Linked DNA regions of Homo sapiens: region 1 is linked to region 2. A link is an interaction called in ENCODE POLR2A ChIA-PET data of the cell type or tissue named here. Cell type or tissue: PC-3. All regions are shown on one strand. Links, peaks and the distances in the headings refer to the core of each region. The heading gives the core; the rest is flanking DNA. Region 1 has its middle 28 kb from the start of EFNA2. Region 2 holds the start of LOC124904609 (a long non-coding RNA gene).

What was found. ChIA-PET counts read pairs that join two places held together with the same protein. Peaks named below come from ENCODE experiments on the same cell type or tissue, not always from the same donor. Only the 100,000 strongest peaks of a DNase experiment are listed, where the experiment ranks them.
Region 1: POLR2A ChIA-PET joins it to region 2 with 11 read pairs; 5 of 35 experiments call an interaction of 5 or more read pairs at or near these places.

The regions. Positions count from the first base shown.
Region 1 is chr19:1,308,947-1,318,164 of GRCh38, reverse strand. No RefSeq gene overlaps it. Among named protein-coding and RNA genes, the nearest start is that of EFNA2, 28 kb to the right of the region's middle. RefSeq lists a silencer at 2,131-2,410. In PC-3, for the core only: CTCF peaks have their summits at 2,156 and 2,358 (motif pointing left); a DNase peak (open chromatin) is centred at 4,524; H3K4me3 peaks cover 838 bases.
Region 2 is chr19:1,502,969-1,512,186 of GRCh38, reverse strand. It overlaps ADAMTSL5 (ADAMTS like 5), which reads left to right. Exons shown (of 12, transcript NM_213604.3): 2 at 1,027-1,342; 3 at 1,457-1,548; 4 at 1,759-1,819; 5 at 1,929-2,037; 6 at 3,617-3,744; 7 at 4,078-4,189; 8 at 4,544-4,630; 9 at 4,782-4,945; 10 at 5,259-5,448; 11 at 5,526-5,597; 12 at 5,871-7,165. The coding sequence starts at 1,244. The coding sequence ends at 6,172. It overlaps LOC124904609 (a long non-coding RNA gene), which reads right to left and starts at 4,195. Exons shown (of 2, transcript XR_007067084.1): 1 at 4,071-4,195; 2 at 3,073-3,523. RefSeq lists a silencer at 4,070-4,269 and an enhancer at 3,594-4,443. In PC-3, for the core only: no CTCF peak of the experiment used is centred there; a DNase peak (open chromatin) is centred at 4,266; H3K4me3 peaks cover 697 bases; H3K27ac peaks cover 810 bases.

The DNA.
Region 1 (9,218 bases), core at 671-8,670, 190 kb after region 2:
AGGCCAACCCACAGAGGCAGAGAGGGGATGCCTGGGTGCCAGGGCTGGGGTGGGGATGGGGAGCAATGGCTAATGGGGATGGGGTTTCCTTCTGGGGTGATGAGAACGTTCTGGAACTAGAGAGAGGTGAGGTTTGCACAACTCTGCAAGTACGCTAAAAGCCACTGGATTACACCTTTAAGCAGGTGAACCTCATGGTCCGCGAGTTATAGCTCAGTGCTTTAAGCAGGTGAACCTCATGGTCTGTGAATTATATCTCAATGATCAAAAGCTCAGAGCCACTCACTCTGTTGCAGAGCTGGTTCCTTTATCCCGTCGCTGTGCACTGCAAGCCTTCTGCCTTCTGTGCGTGACTGTGACTTTCTAGAGGGAAGGGAACGTGTCTTCTTCCCCTTGCTGTATCGTCTCTGACTTGTCACAAATATGGTCAAACTGAACATGAAAATAAGTGTCAAGACCAGGCGAGGTGGCTCATGCCTGTGATCCCAGCACTTTGGGAGACCGAGGTGGGAGGATCACTTGAGCTCAGGAGTTGGAGACCAGCCTGGGCAACATACCGAGACCACCCCCACCATCTCAAAAAAAATAAAACAGAAAAGAAAAAGAAAAAAAAATGGGTGTCTGAAGATTGGAGGGATGCAGCCGGCCACAGGTGGGCAGTGAGGGAGCTGCTGGGCTGGCCACATGCAGGGATGGAGCAGCCCGTGCAAAGGCCCTGGGGCAGAGACAAAAGCAGCTTGTTTTAAAGACAGAACTGGGAGGTTGGGTCGGAGTGAGCGGGAAGGGGATGAAAGAGGGCTGGATCGATCCCTCCCACTCTATCCCCCAGGCTAAAGTGCAGTGGCACGATATCTCGGCTCAATGCAACCTCCCTCTCTCAGGTTCAAGCAATTCTTCTACCTCAGCCTCCTGAGTAGCTGGGATTACAGGCCCACACCATCACACCTGGCTAATTTTTGCATTTTCAGTAGAGATGAGGTTTCACTACGTTGGCCAGGCTGGTCTTGAACTCCTAACCTCAGGTGATCCACCCGCCTCAGCCTCCCAAAGTGCTGGGATTACAGGCGTGAGCCACCGTGTCCGCATCCAGCCCAGAGGGCTGGATTCTTGATTCTTGGTGCCTTGAACCCATATGGGGCAAGTGGACAGAGCTGTGGGTCAGGCGCAGAGCAGCAGAGCTCACGGGCGCGGGTCCAGATGGAGCAGCAGGGTGTCCCCTCACCTCCCAAAGCCTTGGGGTTGTATCTGGGCACCCCCCCCCCAAACCTGGAAACCCAAGCCTGCTTGCTCCCAGGTCTTCCAGCTTATTTCTCGAAGGATTTGCACATTCCAGAGGAGGCAACTGAGGCACAGAAGTTTCCGTGACCCCAGAGAGCTGCCCAAGAGCATGGCACAGCAGGTGCGCATCATGCCCAGCGGGAATGACAGTGGCGAGGCCTGGAGTACCAGAAATCAAGCAGGATCCCGCGGCAGGGGCCGGCTGAACCCACCAGGGGCACCTGTGGGTAGGATCCTCTCCTCAGCCGTGGTGTGGGAAGGTGCAGCCACACATGAGACGGCCCCCAGGGTGCACACGGATCACCAGCCCTGCCTTGCAGGGGCAGTAGGGGGGGAACCCAGACGGTATCCCTACCTGAGTAGAAAGGACCCTCCCAAGGCCAAGGAAACCAACCACAGCACCCACGAGAGGGTATTTGGGGCGGTGACATTCTGCAGCCCAGGACCCAGAAAGTGGACACAGGTGTGGTCACGACACAGGAGGACCCAGAGGTGCTCATCACACAGGAGGGATCCAGCTGTTCTGTGACCGAGAAAACGCTCTGTGCCTCAGTTTCCTCCTATGAAAAATGGGTCTCCCAAGAGGGTTATGGCGGAAGCCACTGGTCGGGGCAGTGAAGGGGCAGCAGAGGTGAGGACGGGCGGTGGGCAGGGCTTGGGGTTCCCGTTGGGGCATCAGACCCAGACCTGAGGCTCCAGGAGGTGAACGTGAAGCTGGGACCCTAGGTCCAGCCAGGGTGGCTCCCCAGCACCTGAGGCCGCCCTGACCATGCAGACCTCAGCCTGCCTGCTCCGGGATCCAGGTCCCGACGACCCAAACCACGCGCCCCGGACACCGCCCCTCCTGCGCCCGGAGCGCGCCCCTCGCAGACTGTCCGGCTGGGCCTCCTAGAGGCGCTGGCTGCGGGGCGGGAGCTCTGAGCGCCAAGGGCCGCGGGCGTCCACGCAGCTCTACCCGCGCGCCAGGCCCGCTCCCCGGCCTCTGCAGCTCCCGAGCGCGCGTCTCCCCGCACCGCGTCTCCACCGGCCTCCTCGCTCCACCTAGCGGCGGCCTGAGCCCGGAGCCGCGGGGGGGCCAGAGAGGGCGGGGGGTCGGGGCCTCACAGTCCGGCAGGTGCGGCTGGGGAAACTGAGGCACGGGAGGGCCAGGCACGCCCCCAAGGTCACGCAGAATGAGCGGGAAGGTTCAGATCGAACTCCAGCACCCAGGAGCCCATATAGGTTCCTCCACCGCCACCCTAGAAAAGGAGGGAAGCCTGGAGGCCCGGAAGGAAGCAGCAAGGGAATGGAGCGCGCAGAGGAAGGAGCCAGGCGCACCGCAGTCCTGCTGGGGACCTGGACAGGTCTGAGCTGGACCAGTGCTGCCAATGCCAGCATGGCCGTGGCCTCCTTCCCTCACCTCACAGCGGCCTCTGTCTGTGGCCTGTCTCCTCATTTGTAAAATGGGTATTAGAGGATCCTTGGGAGGTTGCAGGGAGATGAGGCAGGGAAAGCCTGTCGGCTGACGTTTGGTACACAGTAAGCACTCAATAAATGTTGGCTATTGGCCGGGTGGTGGGTGGCTCATGCCTGTAATCCCAGCACTTTGGGAGGCCGAGGCGGGTGGATCACTTGAGCTCAGGAGTTCCAGACCAGTCTGGGTAATATGGTGAAACCCCATCTCTACTAAAATTACAAAATTTAGCCGGGCGTGGTGGCAGGTGCCTGTAATCCCAGCTCCTCGGGAGGCTGAGGCAGGAGAATCACTTGAACCCAGGAAGTGGAGGTTGCAGTGAGCCGAGATTGCACCACTGCACTCCAGCCTGGGCGACAGAACAAGACTCTGTCTCTAAATAAACAAATAAATAAATTAGCCGGGCGTGGTGGTGCACACCTGTGGTCCCAGTTACTTGGGAGGCTGAGATGGGAGGCTCACTTGAGCCAGGGAGGTCGAGGTTGCAGTGAGCTGAGATCGCATTACTGCACTCCAGCCTGAGTGACAGAGCAAGACTGTCTCAAAAATAAATAAATAATAAACAAATAAATAAGCCAGGCATGGTGGGGTGCACCTGTAATCCCAGCTACTCAGGAGGCTGAGGCAGGAGAAGCACTCGAACCCAGGAGGTGGAGGTTGCAGTGAGCCGAGATTGCACCCCTGTACTCCAGCCTGGGCGACAGAGCGATTCTGTCTCTAAATAAATAAATAAATAAATACATTAGCTGGGCGTGGTGGCACACAACTGTGGTCCCAGTTACTTGGGAGGCTGAGATGGGAGGATCGATTGAGCCAGGGAGGTTGAGGCTGCAGTGAGCTGAGATCGCACCTCAGCTCACTGCACTCCAGCCTGAGTGACAAAGTGAGACTCTGTCTCAAAAAACAAATACACAAACTTCGGCTGTTGAGGAATATTGTTGCCTAGGCTTGTCCACCCTCCTCTGTGGCCCCACCTTAACTGTTTCTTCCAGGACGCTCCCTCCTGCCTCCCTCCCTCTACCCCTCTGCACACAGCCTCCCCCCTGCAGGAACGCCCTTCCTCTGCCTCCGACTCGTTTGCCTGCCGTAGCCCCCACGGTGCCCCAGGGTTCAGCCCAGGGTCAGGCCCACGGCGAGCATTCAGTGACTTCATGAGGTTGGATGAAAACCAGGCTGGGTCCACACTGCGCTGCCCTGTGCCCTCATTCCAAACCCAGAGAAACTGAGGCCCGGAAAAAGAGGCGGCCCAGCAGAGCTCTCTCTTCACCAGGCGAGGGTCCCAGGGACCTGGGGGGAGAGCTGCGGAAGCCAGCAACTCCTTCCCCGCCGTCGGCCCCCAAGGAGGGTCGTGCTGCAGAGGCAGAGACCAGGCCAAATTGAAATTGATCGTGGGGAACAGCTCGGCAGGGTGGAACAGACACACGGCCACCGGGGAGCGCAGGGGCGCCCAAGCGTGTGAGCGCATCCCAGCCTCCGACGGAGAATCTTTTAATCTGCGGTGGATGCTGCTAGCTGAGGCCTCTAAGTAGCCACAAGGCACGGGGGCTAGACTGCAGCAGCTGGCAGGCATGAGGACACCTTCCACTTCATTCATTCATTCATTTCTTCCTCCTGAAGACACTGGGTAAATGTAGAGCAGCAGAGGGTGGCCAGAAAGGCCCCTCCCCCTGTTCCAGACAAGGGGATCCTGGGGCCTCCCCGGGGAACACAGGGGCCAGGTACCCAGAGAGGTTCCTGAAGACTGGGGGTTTGTAAGCTAGCCGTGCCTTCCAGGGCCAGCCAGACGTCCCGGAATTCCTGTTTGGTGACTCAGGGAGGGGCAGCTGCCGGCCGTGTCTCTCTCCCTGCAGGTGGCTAGGCCTGGCTCCCATCCCAGAGCTGTGGGGCTTAGGAGGGCTCCTCCACGCCTCAGTTTCCCGTGTTGGCCTCCGAGAGGTGATGACCGGGCACGTGGCCAATGGGGCAGCCGCGTCCTCCCGAAGCCTCTCCGACCCTGACCTGGAAGCCCCCCTCGGTGCCCGGGGCGGGGGTCGTGCCCCAGCTCATCTCCCAGGGCCCCTCTCCGGTGAGAGCCTCAACCCCGGGATTAGGGGGCCGGGGTCAGGGGTCAACAGCATTTGCCGCGGCTCCGTTCAGGCCGAGAGCGGATCCGTTCTCCCTGCCACCTCGAATTTCCTGGACAAAGGCACAGTGGAGGGACCGGGCAGAGGGACCCCCGAGCACCCTGGGAAAGCCCCGGGAGAGCCTCTGCCCACACAGCCCCCATTCAGCAGCCAATGAGCCGACGAGAGGAACCCTGTATGCCCATGCTGCAGAGGGGGAAACTGAGGCAGCCAGCGGATGGAGCCGGCCGAGAAGCTGCATGGCTTTAGTCAGGCGGGGGCCACGCGAGGCAGCCCGGCCCCCAGAGAAATGGGGCTCAGGCACGGGAGGCGGGGTCTGTGACGGCAGGCGGGTGGGGGGCTGGCGGCGGACAAAGGCGGGCGGGCTGGGTCCATGGGGGCGCGTTCCGCTCGTCAGCCTTGGTTCCACTTCAGTCCACCCTGGACAGGCCGGAATAATCCCTCCCGTGGCCGCTGCTGGGCCGTGACGACTTGAAGGGGGCCCGGCCAGCCTGACTGACGGCTGGGCGGGGGGCAGGGGCGCCTGGAGCTCCCCCCCACCCACACCCCTCAGGCCCTCCACCCCCATCCAGTGCTGGGAACGGCATTTGGCCGTTGCTGATGACACGGACGAGGAAACTGAGTCACAGACAGGCACACACCCCCTCCCAGGTCACAGAGCAGGCCCACCATGGCCGACTCCAGAATCACCCTCACTGGGACGGTCCCACCCTGCTGCAGCTTTGCACAACCCCTCACCTGGGAGTTGGAGGAATTCGGAGGCCTGGGCCTGAAGGAGTCAGAGAAATCACTCGCCTCCCTTTCATTCCCCAGCACCTGGGAGGCAGGGACAAGCTGGTGGCTGGAGCCGGGCCAGGCCAGGGGCCCTGGGAAGGCCCCATCGGGTGCTGCCTGAGGCCTGCAGAAACAGCTGTCAGCTCATGCCTCAATTTTTTCTTTTTTTTTTTTTGAGACGGAGTTTCGCTCTTGTCACCCACACTGGAGTGCAATGGCACAATCTCGGCTCACTGCAACCTCCACCTCCCGGGTTCAAGCAATTCTCCTGCCTCAGCCTCCCGAGTAGTTGAGATTACAGGTGCGTGCCACTACGCCCGGCTAATTTTTGTAGTTTTAGTAGAGACGGGGTTCCACCATGTTAGCCAGGCTGGTCTCAAACTCCTGACCTCAGGTGATCCACCAGCCTCGTCCTCCCAAAGTGCTGGGATTACGGGCGTGAGCCACCACGCCCAGCCTTATGCCTCAGTTTCTCCAGCTGCCAGGCGATCTGCAGAGCTGCCTGCAAACTCCACTAGGTGGGGGTGAGGAGGGGCATCACCCCCTCCCATCATGCACCTGGGCTCCTGGACGGACTTCAGCAGGTGGGGACAGTGTGCAGGAGAGGAAACTGCTGGACCAAGGGCCCCACAGGCAGGAGGGTGAGCAGGCCCTATGCGAGGGGGCTGGGTGAGCCTGGGAGAGTGTGGGGCCACGCTGAGGAAGCTGTGCTTCCGAGGGAGGCGGGCTTGGAGGTCCACGGTCCCGCCATGGATGCTGCAGGGGCCACTTAGGTTCAAGCCCTCCGAGGGCTCCCTGCCACCCTCAGGAGCAGCCCAGGCACGGGGCTTCTCAGCTCACGCCTCCCTTCGGCCACCAGGCCTTCCCTCGCGCCTGCAGTGGCCTCACCGCACTTCTGTGGGGTGACCTCCTCCTCCCCACCTCCCAGCGGAAGCGGGAGTCCTTGGGGAAGGCCTCTCCCGGCTGCCTTCGTCTTTGGCGAGTGCCCTGAGCTGCCAGGGCACTGGGCTCCCGTCTCCTGTTACCTTTGCCACCTCTGGCTTGGCAAACGGTAGGTGATTAATAAAGACATTTCAAAAGCACCAAAGGATGGGGCAGCTTCAAAGGGCCTGCGACGGCGGCAGGAGATGCGGGCCGGGCCACGGAGCCTTAAGCCGGGTCCAGGGGTCCCCAGCTCCCCATCTTTCAAACCCACCGAGTCCACCTTGTGGGAAAATACCCCTGGGTTTGCGACAAAGGCAGGAGCGGCTGGCAAAAGTGCCCTTGACGCTGAGAGGGGACCCCTGGTGGGGGGGGGGGGGGGGCCCTTCCCCGGCCTCAGTTTCCCCAGCTATAAAATGGGTGCTGGCTTCTTCAGAGGACCCCTCTCCCTCTGCCCTGGACCTCTGGGGACTGCTCCCCCCAACCCTCCAGGGGCCCCGCTGCGCTAATCCGCCAGGCGGCCTGCGCCTCGGTTTCCCCTCCCGGCGGCCTAATCCCCGGATTGTCGGAGGCCGGTTTTACATACATTTAGAGGCTTTTCATAATAGATTTACTGGGCCCCAGAACGGCCCTCACTGGGAGATTAGCTGCTCCGTAATTGAAAACTGCCCGCCGCCCCCTCCGCCCCTCTCCCCTGGGCTTGGGTCAGAGGGAAGGGCCCAGGGAGGACCCTGCAGCTGTGCGGGCCCCACGGGGGCCTCCCTGGGAGCTAGAACGGGGTCTCCCTGGTACCTGACCCGACGGAGGCTGCTCCCAGCCCTTGAGTGCTCAGCCGGGACTTGAACCAGGTCCGCCCCATGCCCACTGCCAAGGGCAGCCTCTGTGCTGGGACGGGGGGCCATGGTCTCCCTGTTTCAGACGAAGACACTGACTCACCCAGGGCACCCCGTGGGCAGCTGGTCTCTCTCTAAGCCGGGCCAGATCCTGGGTGCCCAACTTGGGGCTCAGAATTTGGGTCCTTACTCCCTGACCCCCTCAGCGCTTCCCAGAGACCCGGCAGGACAGGGGTCTCAGGAACGTTCATGGGATACAATGTGGCAGAGGATGGAGCTGAGTCGCCGCCCTTGGTAATTCGGCCCCATCCCCTTCCACCCCCAGCCTTCGCTGCCCGGTCCCCAACTGGGCAACTTAATTCTGCCTGTCACCAGGATGTGGGCCGAGTTTATTTATCTGGTGTATATATGCATTTTAATTTAAAGATCTGCCAGCCAGCACGGCTGACTCCCGCGGTTCCCCCGCTGCCCCCCTCACCTGCGAGAGGCCGTTCCCCACCACCACCCCTGCCCCCTAGGCCTTCCTGGAGGAGTGAATGATGGAGAATGAGCCCTTTGCCTCCAGTCTTTCCCAGTTGGCAAGAAAGAGCACTTGACTCAGAGTCCACACACAACACGCTCATTCAGTCATTCAACAAACATCCGAGGAGGGCTTGCTGGCATTGTGCCAGACAATGGGATCACAGGGAAGGCGGGGAGATCAGGCAACAAAGGGCCTGCCTCCATGGGCCTGGCGATTCTGCTCATCAAGAGCCCCCAGGATCTGAGACCCCACCCTGTGTCACTAGCCTGTTTTCCAGATGAGCAAACTGAGGCTCAGAGAACAGGGGCCTCACCCACAGCGGGTGGTGGAGAGGGCACTGGAACCTGGGCTTATCCGATGTCTGCAGCTGTGCCCTCACGCAGGGGTCAAGGCGAACCTCTCGGTGCCTCAGTTTCCCCTCCTAGCCAAAGAGCTTCTAGAGCCGCAGCCACAAGCGTGATGGACGATGTTAATAACAGCCCCGGGTGCTCGGGGACTCGGATACCACCGTCATTAATGCTCAGGCTGGGAGGGGCATGGGATATTGCAAACCATAACTCTAGCGCCTGGTGGGCGGGCAGAGGGGGCCGACAGCGGTCCCTGCGAGAGGCGGGCCCCCTTCCCATCACAAGATCATAACAAGCTCTGGTTTTCGACGCTTAGGGGGCCATGAGGACCGCCCAGCACCGAGACCACCCACTCAGGTGCCCCCAGCTCCTCCTCATGTGGGGAAGAAATATCCAGATTCGTCGCTTCTCTGGGCACCTGTGCTGCTCTCCCTGGAGGCTGGGGCGACTGGCTGGAGTCGGTAGTGGTCAGGCCGCCTCCCCTTCGCCATCCACTGGACCCTAAAGGGGTCCCGGCTGTGGGGCCCAGGGCCTGGGCACTCCCCTTCTCTGACCTCATCTTCCTTATCTACAAAGTGGGTCTCAGACTGGGCTCATGCCTGTAATCCCAGCACTTTGGGAGGCCAAGGCGGGAGGATCCCTTGAGCTCAGGAGTTGGGAAACCAGTCTGGGCAACATGGTGAAACCCCATCTCTACAAAAATAAATAAATAAATAAACAAAAATTAGCCACGTGTGGTGGCTCATGCCTGCAGTCTCAACTACCCAAGAGGCTGAGGTGGAAGGATCACCAGAGGCCAGGAGTTCAAGACCAGTCTGGGCAACACAGCGAGACCTCATCTCTACAAAAAATAAAAAAAATTAGCTAGCATGGAGCCGCGTGCCTGTGGTCCCAGCCACTCGCGAGAGGCTGAGGTGGGAGGATTGCTTGAGCCTAGGAGGTGGAGGCTGCAGTGAGCCACGATAG
Region 2 (9,218 bases), core at 525-8,524:
CTGGTGCCCGGGCCGGGGCTCACCCACCTGCCTTCAGGCTCTGCTGGCAGCAGGACGCCCTGGCTCACTTGGCGGCTGCTTCCCTTCCCCCCTCTTTCCCCCTGCAGGCTGGGGTCATGAGGAGGGTGTGGATGGCAAGTGACTTCATCCCTGCCCTGACAGGATGGAGAAACTAAGGCCCAGAGAGGCAGTCAGCCTCCTCCCCTTCCCTGCTCCAGCCTCAGCAGTGGCCCCTTCCCTCCACGGGCTGCCCCGGAGCTCAGTCCCACCCCCTCCGCCGATGAGGCCATGAGGCACCGAACGGACCTGGGCCAGGTCACCCCCTCCCTGTCCCATCCCCAATCCGGGGGACTCCCTGCTGTCTGGGAGCTGAGGGAGCCCTGGGGCCGGGGTGCAGCTGAGGGCCTCTTCTAGGGACCCAACTCCTGATCCAGCCCCTGCCGGCCGCACCTTCCGCAGGGTGTCACAGAATCATGGACTGAGTCCACTTGGCCCCCACTGCACAGATGGGGAAACTGAGGCCTGGGAGAGTGGAGTGGCTGGCCTCAGGCCACACGGAAAGGTAGAAGCAGTGATGGTGGGGAGGGCGGGGAGGGGGCCCCAGCCCTAGGAGGCACCTGTGTACTATTTTTGAATGATCCCTCCAATCATCAAGCATCGATTAAGCACCTACTGTCTGCATTATAGCACAATACACATATCAATAATATTGTAGGCTGGGTGCAGTGGCTCATGCCTATAATCCTAGCACTTTGGGAGGCCAAAGCAGGTGGATCACTTCAGGTCAGAAGGTTGAGACCAACCTGGCCAAGATGGTGAAACCCTGTCTCCACTAAAACGGCAAAAATTAGTCCGGCGTGGTGGCAGGCACCTGTAATCCTAGCTTCTCGGGATGCTGAGGCAGGAGAATTACTTGAACCGGGGAGGGTTGCAGTGAGCCGAGATCGCACCCCTGCACTCCAGCCTGGGCGACAGAGCGAGACTCCGTCTCAAAAACAAACTAACTAACAACAATAATAATTGCAGATGACATTCTGAGTTCTTCCTCTCCATACCGGGCTCCACGTCTCCTGTCTTCTTTACCTGATCCACAGGACCCCTCAACTTTCCTGTAAGGGAGGCTCTATTACCCCGTTTTTCAGAGACGAGAGGTAGGGCTCAGAGAGGTTTAGTTACTTTCCAAGATCACACAGCCAGTCAGGGCAGAGCCGGGACACAACCCTGTGTCTCTGGCGGTGGCTCTATGGACTCGGCCCCTCTGTTCCCCAGGCCCCACCTCTTCCAGAACCTCCTGCTCTTCCTGTGGGCCCTGCTGAACTGTGGTTTGGGGGTCAGTGCTCAGGTAAGGGGGGGCATGAGCCCAGGGGGTGGCGAGTGGGAATGGGGACCCAGTCAGCAGTGTGGGGTCACCAGCGTCCCCCTACAAGGCTGACCGTGCCTCTGTCTCCCCAAGTAGGGTCCGGGCGAGTGGACCCCGTGGGTGTCCTGGACCCGCTGCTCCAGCTCCTGCGGGCGTGGCGTCTCTGTGCGCAGCCGGCGCTGCCTCCGGTGAGCGGGGCCCGGAGGGGGTCCCTGCCCCTCCTCCCCCGCCGGCCCAGCCCGGCCCCTGGCCGCACCCTCGGCCTGCCCACACATGCTGTGCCCTTTAATCCCCCTGATCCCGCTGGAATGCGGGTGGGGTTGGCGGGGGCGGAGGGTGGAAGGCCAGCCCTGGGAGGGGGTCCCTGGGGGTTCTCGCCACACTCTGTCTCCCTTCAGGCTTCCTGGGGAAGAACCGTGCTGGGGAGACTCCCATGAGTACCGCCTCTGCCAGTTGCCAGTAAGCCCTGCCCACCTCCCAGACCACTCTCCCACCCCAGACTGCCTGAAGCCCACCACCTGCCCCTTGGGGTTGTCCCAGCCTCTGGCTCACCTATCTCTGTCCCTAGGACTGCCCCCCAGGGGCTGTGCCCTTCCGAGACCTACAGTGTGCCCTGTACAATGGCCGCCCTGTCCTGGGCACCCAGAAGACCTACCAGTGGGTGCCCTTCCATGGGGGTGAGTAGTCTGGTCTCCTGTGGTCAGAATTGGTCCAGAGCGAACAACTCATTAGTCTCAGGGAGAGGGTCTTGGAGGGTTGCAAAGAGAAGAGGGTATTAGTGCTAGGGCTTTGAAGGATATGTAGGAGTTAGTGAAACAGAAACAGCATATGTTAGGCGTGAAACAGGGGCAGAGGGAAGCAGGGTTCATTCTGCACAGGGCTGAACACCCAACTAAGGATTGACTTAGAGCTGTATCCAGAGGCCAACACTTCTCAAACTTATCCCAGTAGCAGGAAATGTTGCTGCATTGAGCTGAAAATAGCGAGTTATATAACTACGTGCCCGGGTCAGTGCGCCTCCAGATTTCAGGGAGACAGGCAGCTTCACACGCCATGGGGAAGGCAGACACAGATATAAGAAAAGCCTAGAATGGACAAAGTGCCATCCATCAACCTCATTTCCTTCCTTCCTTCCCTTTCTTCCTTCCCTTCCTTCCCTTTCTCCCTTCCCTTCCTTCCTCCCTCCCTCCCTCCCTCCCTCCCTTCCTTCCTTCCATCAATCTGAGAATTGGAGGAAACCTGCTGTGATCCCACCCCCGCAGAGGCCCACTAGGGCCAGCCCAGGATCCGTTCCAGGCAGGGTCCACCAGCCAGGCTCAGGGAAATGGGAGCCAGAAGGAGCTGGAGAAGGAGGAGTGGAGATCAGGGCTGTCGGCCTTTGTGTTTGATCAGACAGCTCATTTTGCCCCACTTCCAGGCAGAAGGGGAAACTGAGGCCCAGGGAGGACCAGCGACACAGCTCAGTTGTGCGGGACTCAGTCCAGTCAGTACTGGACAAACACTTCATTGGGTACTTGCTGGTGCCTGGGCCAGATGCTCAGATCTTCTTTTTTTTTTTTTTTTTTTTTTTTTGAGATGGAGTCTCGCTCTGTCACCCAGGCTGGAGTGCAGTGGCATGATCTTGGCTCACTACAGCCTCCACCTCCCTGGTTCAAGCGATTCTCCTGCCTCAGCCTCCGGAGTAGCTGGGATTACAGGCTCCCACCACCAAGCCTGGCTAAATTTTTATTGTTGTATTTTTGGTAGAGACGGGGGGGTCTCGCCATGTTGCCCAGGCTGGTCTTGAACTCCTGGCCTCAGGAGATCTGCCCACCTCAGCCTCCCAATGTGCTGGGATTACAGGCATGAGACACCACACCTGGCCTTTTTTAAGGCCATCCATCTGCACACTGATTGAATTCTTGCTTCTGTATCCTAGAGCTTGGAACAGTGTCTGGAAAACAGTAGGTGTTCAGTGGAATGAAGAATGAGTAATGGTGTTAAAAATGAATAATATGTAAGGACTCCTAATATAAAGACAATGAATGAATGAATGAATGAATGAATGCAGCCCCAGGATACTTGCCTGCGAGTCCCAGGTTGCTGGACGCAGAGCACCTACGGTCCAGTCCTGGCTCTGCCTCAGCCTCGATGTGTGGCTTTGGCCAAATCTCTGGGCTTCATCTGCCCAAAGTGATGGTTGCCTGATGAAGCTTGGTAGAGGGGGACTGGAGCTCGAACAGGGGTCCCCGGCCCACCGACTCCTCCTGCCCTCAGCGCCCAACCAGTGCGACCTCAACTGCCTGGCTGAGGGGCACGCCTTCTACCACAGCTTCGGCCGCGTCCTGGACGGCACCGCCTGCAGCCCGGGTGCCCAGGGGGTCTGCGTGGCTGGCCGCTGCCTTGTAAGGACTCGTCAGGCCCCGCCCGAGCCCCGCCCACCTCCCACTCAGGCCCCACCCATCCTAGGCTCCACCTCCGCCCTCCTCCCATTAGCCTCCACCCCCTCCCTAGGCTCCACCGCCTTCCCCCTCCCCTTCCAGGCCCTGCCCCCAGCCCCCCTTAGGCACCCACTCCCGGGCGCCAAGCCCATCCTCCTCCCGCCAGGTCCTGCTCCTCCCTAGGCTCCACCCCCATCTTCCCTCCAGGCCTCGTCCTCTTGCTCCCAGGCACTGCCCTTTCCCCAGGTCCTGCCCCTCCCAGCGTCAGTGACGCCGCGCCTGTCCTTCACCCTTTAGAGCGCCGGCTGTGATGGGTTGTTGGGCTCGGGTGCCCTCGAGGACCGCTGTGGCCGCTGCGGAGGCGCCAACGACTCGTGCCTTTTCGTGCAGCGCGTGTTTCGTGACGCCGGTGACTACCTGCCCCGCCCTCCCTGCACACACGTCAGAGTGGGCCCTTTAACGAGCCGTGGCCCGGAAGCAAATTTCCGTGCTGATTGGCCAGTGTGCGGCCCAGCCCCCCTTTCTCCTCATCCTGATTGGCTACTGACAGATTGTCCCGCCCTTCCCCAGGACAGATGGGGTTTTAACCCTTTCCCTGCCACACTGAAGCAATAGTAATTGTAACTCCAAACGTTTACGGAGGGTTTTCCGGTTCCCAGGACCCTGGCTAGCTGTCTTACCCGCAGTAGCTCATTAAATCCTCAAGTCATCGCTCAAATACACCCCCACTGGCACCCCAACACCCTCCTACCCTCCCACCCAGGTGCCTTCGCTGGGTACTGGAACGTGACCCTGATCCCCGAGGGCGCCAGACACATCCGCGTGGAACACAGGAGCCGCAACCACCTGGGTATCCTAGGATGTGAGGCGAGAGGCACCCGGCTGGGCACCCGGGGGCGGTTGTCCCTGTTTACAGATGGGGAGACTGAGGCCTGAGGAGGGGACCCCAGGGTCTGGGAGACGAGACGACAGGTTCCTGAGGGCTGACTGTTCCCTTGCAGCACTGATGGGGGGCGATGGGCGCTACGTGCTTAATGGGCACTGGGTGGTCAGCCCACCAGGGACCTACGAGGCGGCCGGCACGCATGTGGTCTACACCCGAGACACAGGGCCCCAGGAGACATTGCAAGCAGCCGGGCCCACCTCCCATGACCTGCTCCTACAGGTGCCACTGGGCCTCCAACAGGGTCAGAGGGGGTCGGCTGGGGACAGAGGGGAGAGGCTGGGGACAGAGGGTAGGAGTGGAGGTGACTGGGGCCAGAAGGGGGAGTCTGGGGTCAGAGGGGAGAGGCTGGGACAGAGCATCAGAGGGGGGAGGGTGGGGACAGGGTCAGAGGGGATCAGCTAGGGACAGAGCATCAGAGGAGGGAGGCTGGGGGCAGACAGGATCAAAGTGGGGAGGCTGGGGTCGTAGGGTCAGAGGCAGGAGGCAACCCCAGCCTCCTGTGAAGCTCCCTGTGTCCCCTCCCCTGCTCCAGGTCCTCCTGCAGGAGCCCAACCCTGGCATCGAGTTTGAGTTCTGGCTCCCTCGGGAGCGCTACAGCCCCTTCCAGGCTCGTGTGCAGGCCCTGGGCTGGCCCCTGAGGCAGCCTCAGCCCCGGGGGGTGGAGCCTCAGCCCCCCGCAGCCCCTGCTGTCACCCCTGCACAGACCCCAACGCTGGCCCCAGGTGAGGTGGGGACAGCCAGGGTGGGGGATGAGTGGGGACTGAGGCCTGTGCCCCTCACAGCACCGCCCATCCCACAGACCCCTGCCCACCCTGCCCTGACACCCGCGGCCGCGCCCACCGACTACTCCACTATTGCGGCAGTGACTTTGGTGAGACCCCCGACCTCTACCCTGACTTAGCCCCTACTAACCTGGCCTCCTCCTGACCTCTGACCCTAATCTGACTTTACCCTTGACCCCTTCTTCTGATCCTAATTTGCCTCTTGACCCTAATCCCTCATTGATCCCTGACGTGATCCTGACTCTAGTCCCTATAGATCCCGAGGTCCCACCTGACCCTCAGTCCCTCTTCTGGCAAGGGAGGGGGCGTAGAGATTTGCGCAGAGTTGAGCAGCCAGCCAGCTTAGCACGTCCCCTCAACAGTGTTCCAGGCCCGAGTGCTGGGCCACCACCACCAGGCCCAGGAGACCCGCTATGAGGTGCGCATCCAGCTCGTCTACAAGAACCGCTCGCCACTGCGGGCACGCGAGTACGTGTGGGCGCCAGGCCACTGCCCCTGCCCGATGCTGGCACCCCACCGGGACTACCTGATGGCTGTCCAGCGTCTTGTCAGCCCCGACGGCACACAGGACCAGCTGCTGCTGCCCCACGCCGGCTACGCCCGGCCCTGGAGCCCTGCGGAGGACAGCCGCATACGCCTGACTGCCCGGCGCTGTCCTGGCTGAGCCCCTGCAGGAGCCCCGGCCACACACAGCAAGAAAGATACATCTGACCAGCCTCAACGTCAACGTATTTCCCCTCTCACCCTGGCTTCCAGGCAGCTCTGAAATACGTCCCACCTGTGCAGCTATGTGACTCCCTCCCACACACGCTTAAGACACCTCTGCATGCAGTCAAAGCCACTGTCACAAGCCGGCAGGCACTGGTGAGGAGGCACTAAGGAGACTCTGACTTTTATTTCGCCTCTCTCCTTGGCTGCCAGGAAGCTCATAGCTATTTATACTCAGAAAGTTTAACGCTGCTTTCTTTCTCTTTGCGCGCGTCACACTTGCTTGGAGACACTGTCATGAACGAGCATGACACCCTGCTGCCCTGGGTACCCAGAAGATCATCTGTTTACTTCCCAGACACTGTGCTGTCTCTGCTCTCTGCTACTCACACACACCCTCATGTGTGAAGGGCAGAGACACTGTCACAAACAGGCATGCCCCTTAGAAGACATGCCTAACCAGGCACTGTAACGTACCAACGTACCAATTTCCCCTTTTCCCCTGGCTACCAGGAAACTCGGAGACAATCTTTTCAGCCTCAGCATTTCTGGCTGGATTTCCACCCATCAACACGTGCTTGCTCCTCCTTTTTTTTTTTTTCTGAGGTAGACCCTTGCTCTGTCACCTAGGCTGAAGTGCGGTGGTGCAATCATGGCTCACTGCAGCCTCAAATTCCTGGGCTCAAGCGATCCTCCCACCTCAGCCTCCACAGCAGCTGGAACTCCAGGTGTGAATCACCATGCCCGGCTAACTTTTAAATTTTTTGTAGAGATGGGGTCTTGCTACGTTGCCCACACTGCTCTCCAACTACTGGCCTCAAACGATCCTCCTGCCTCGGCCTCCCAAAGCACTGGAATTTCAGGCATGCACTATCGTACTGGCTGTTCACCCCCCTTTTATTCCTCTTTAATTTTTACAAGCACTTTTTAAAAAAAAATTTTACTTTAAGTTCTGGGTGTGTACAGAATGTGCAGGTTTATTACATTAGTATACACGTGCCATGGTGGTTTGTGGCACCCATCAACCCATCATCTAGGTTTTAAGCCCCACATGCATTAGGTATTTGTGCTAATGCTCTCCCTCCCCTCGGCCCCCACCCCACAAAGGACCCGGTGTGTGATGTTCCCCTCCCTGTGTCCATGTGTTCTCATTGTTCAACTCCCACTTGTGAGTGAGAACAAGTGGTGTTTGGTTTTCTGTTCCTGTGTGAGTTTGCTGAGAATGATGGCTTCTAGCTTCATCCATGTCCCTGCAAAGGACATGAACTCATCCTTTTTTATGGCTGCAGAGCACTTTTTTTTTTTTTAAGCACCCCAGTCACATGCACTCGGTCACAGAGACTCAGGGACACGCTGGTAGAACCCCGTCTCGACCTTGCTCATGGGTAGGCACGCATGTTCACACGCACCCCACCCCTCCTCCTGGTCCAGCCTCACCTCCTCCCTGCACGTCTGACACTGTGTGAGGTGAGGGCAGGGAATAGAGGAGGATAGGAGCAGGTGGGGAATGAATGGGGCTTTGGTAGGTCCTGAGCCTCCCCCAACTGCCACATACTTTCTCAGGCCCACCCTGGGAACCCCTCCCCAGGTGAGGAGGCAGGTGAGAGCCGCTGCTGTCTGCCAGCTGCCAGCCCGCTATGTTCTTCTGCAACCAGGAGGGCCGACACGGGCTGTGTGTGTACTAGGGGGTGTCACGAGGTCGCTCAGCAAACCCTCCTCCGTGGGGTGCCAACCCTCTGCCTCTGACGCCTGATGCATGGCTCATGCTGCCACCCGGGACAACCCACTCTGTGTGGGACCAGTGGTTGCATTTCTCCCTGGGGCCTGGGGTGCCTGGGGTCCATGGGTCCCCGCTGTCCACTGGGCACGGACAAGCTACCCCCACCAGGCAGGGAGCAACCAGAGAGGGTGAAGGGCAAGGAGGCGGCCGAGGCAGAGGGAGTCGGCAAGGGGTGCAGGACATTGGTGGACACGGCCCCTGATCTTGCAGATGACCCCAGGCCAGGTGCAGCCCCTCTCCAGCCTCAGTTTCCCGCTCAGTGAGTGATGCCCTCGAAGCCCCTCCCAGCTCTGACATGGGAGTTACACTTTCCTGGAGCCCTTCCCTAGCCCCCTTTTTCCTTCACACATTTCTGCAGCAAGTGCTTATTGAGCACCGACGGCATACCAGGGACCCAGCGGAGCCTGGGACGGCCCAGGCCTGGCGCTTCAGTGACGTGGTGCCTTCTGTGATTGATGTCTGCAGCACGCGCTGCCGGCGGGGGTCCCAGGGGCTCCCCAGCCAAGGGCCGCGGGTGCTGCAGGGATGAGTGGGGGCCGCAGTGCCCCCTGGCGGCAGGACGGGACATGAAGGGACTCCGGGCGCGCCTCGTGGCTTGTGGCCCCAGGTGCCCTGAGCCCACTTCCGCGTGGGCACTCGCTTCCCATTGGACGCGGGGCCCTCTCGCAGGCCTCCTCGTGACAGCACTGGCTCATGAGGCTACTGTCGGTGCCTGCCGGCACCCCACTGCCCTCCCTCCCCTGTCAGTCTGTAAGGCTGTCCCTTCTCCCCGGCTGTGGTTTGGGGTGTCCCAGGGAATGGAGGTTTCAAGGTCTCTCCCGGCCACGGACCCCCTGGGCTGCCCCGGCGCCTGGATCTCAGACAGTTACCCTAGGGGCTGCGCAACCGGCCAGGGGAGCTGACACTCGGAGAGTTTCCTCAACAGGGACCCCAGGCTGTGCCTGCGGCCAGGGAGAAACACGGAGGCGCTGGGAGAAACGCGCACCAGGTGTCCCACAGCCCCCACCGCCAGGAGCACGCCATTCCTGCGTGGGCGAGAGGACCCCAGCGTGATTTGAAAATGACAACATTGTTTCCAGTGAGAACCACGTAACCATCGGCAATAAACAGTCTCCAGATTTGCGCTTTAGCTTTAAAGCCGACAAGCGAACGTTTTGTTATCTTTGTTATTTTTATTTTTTTAGAGCCGGGGTCTGACTGTGTCTCCCAGGCTGGATTGCAA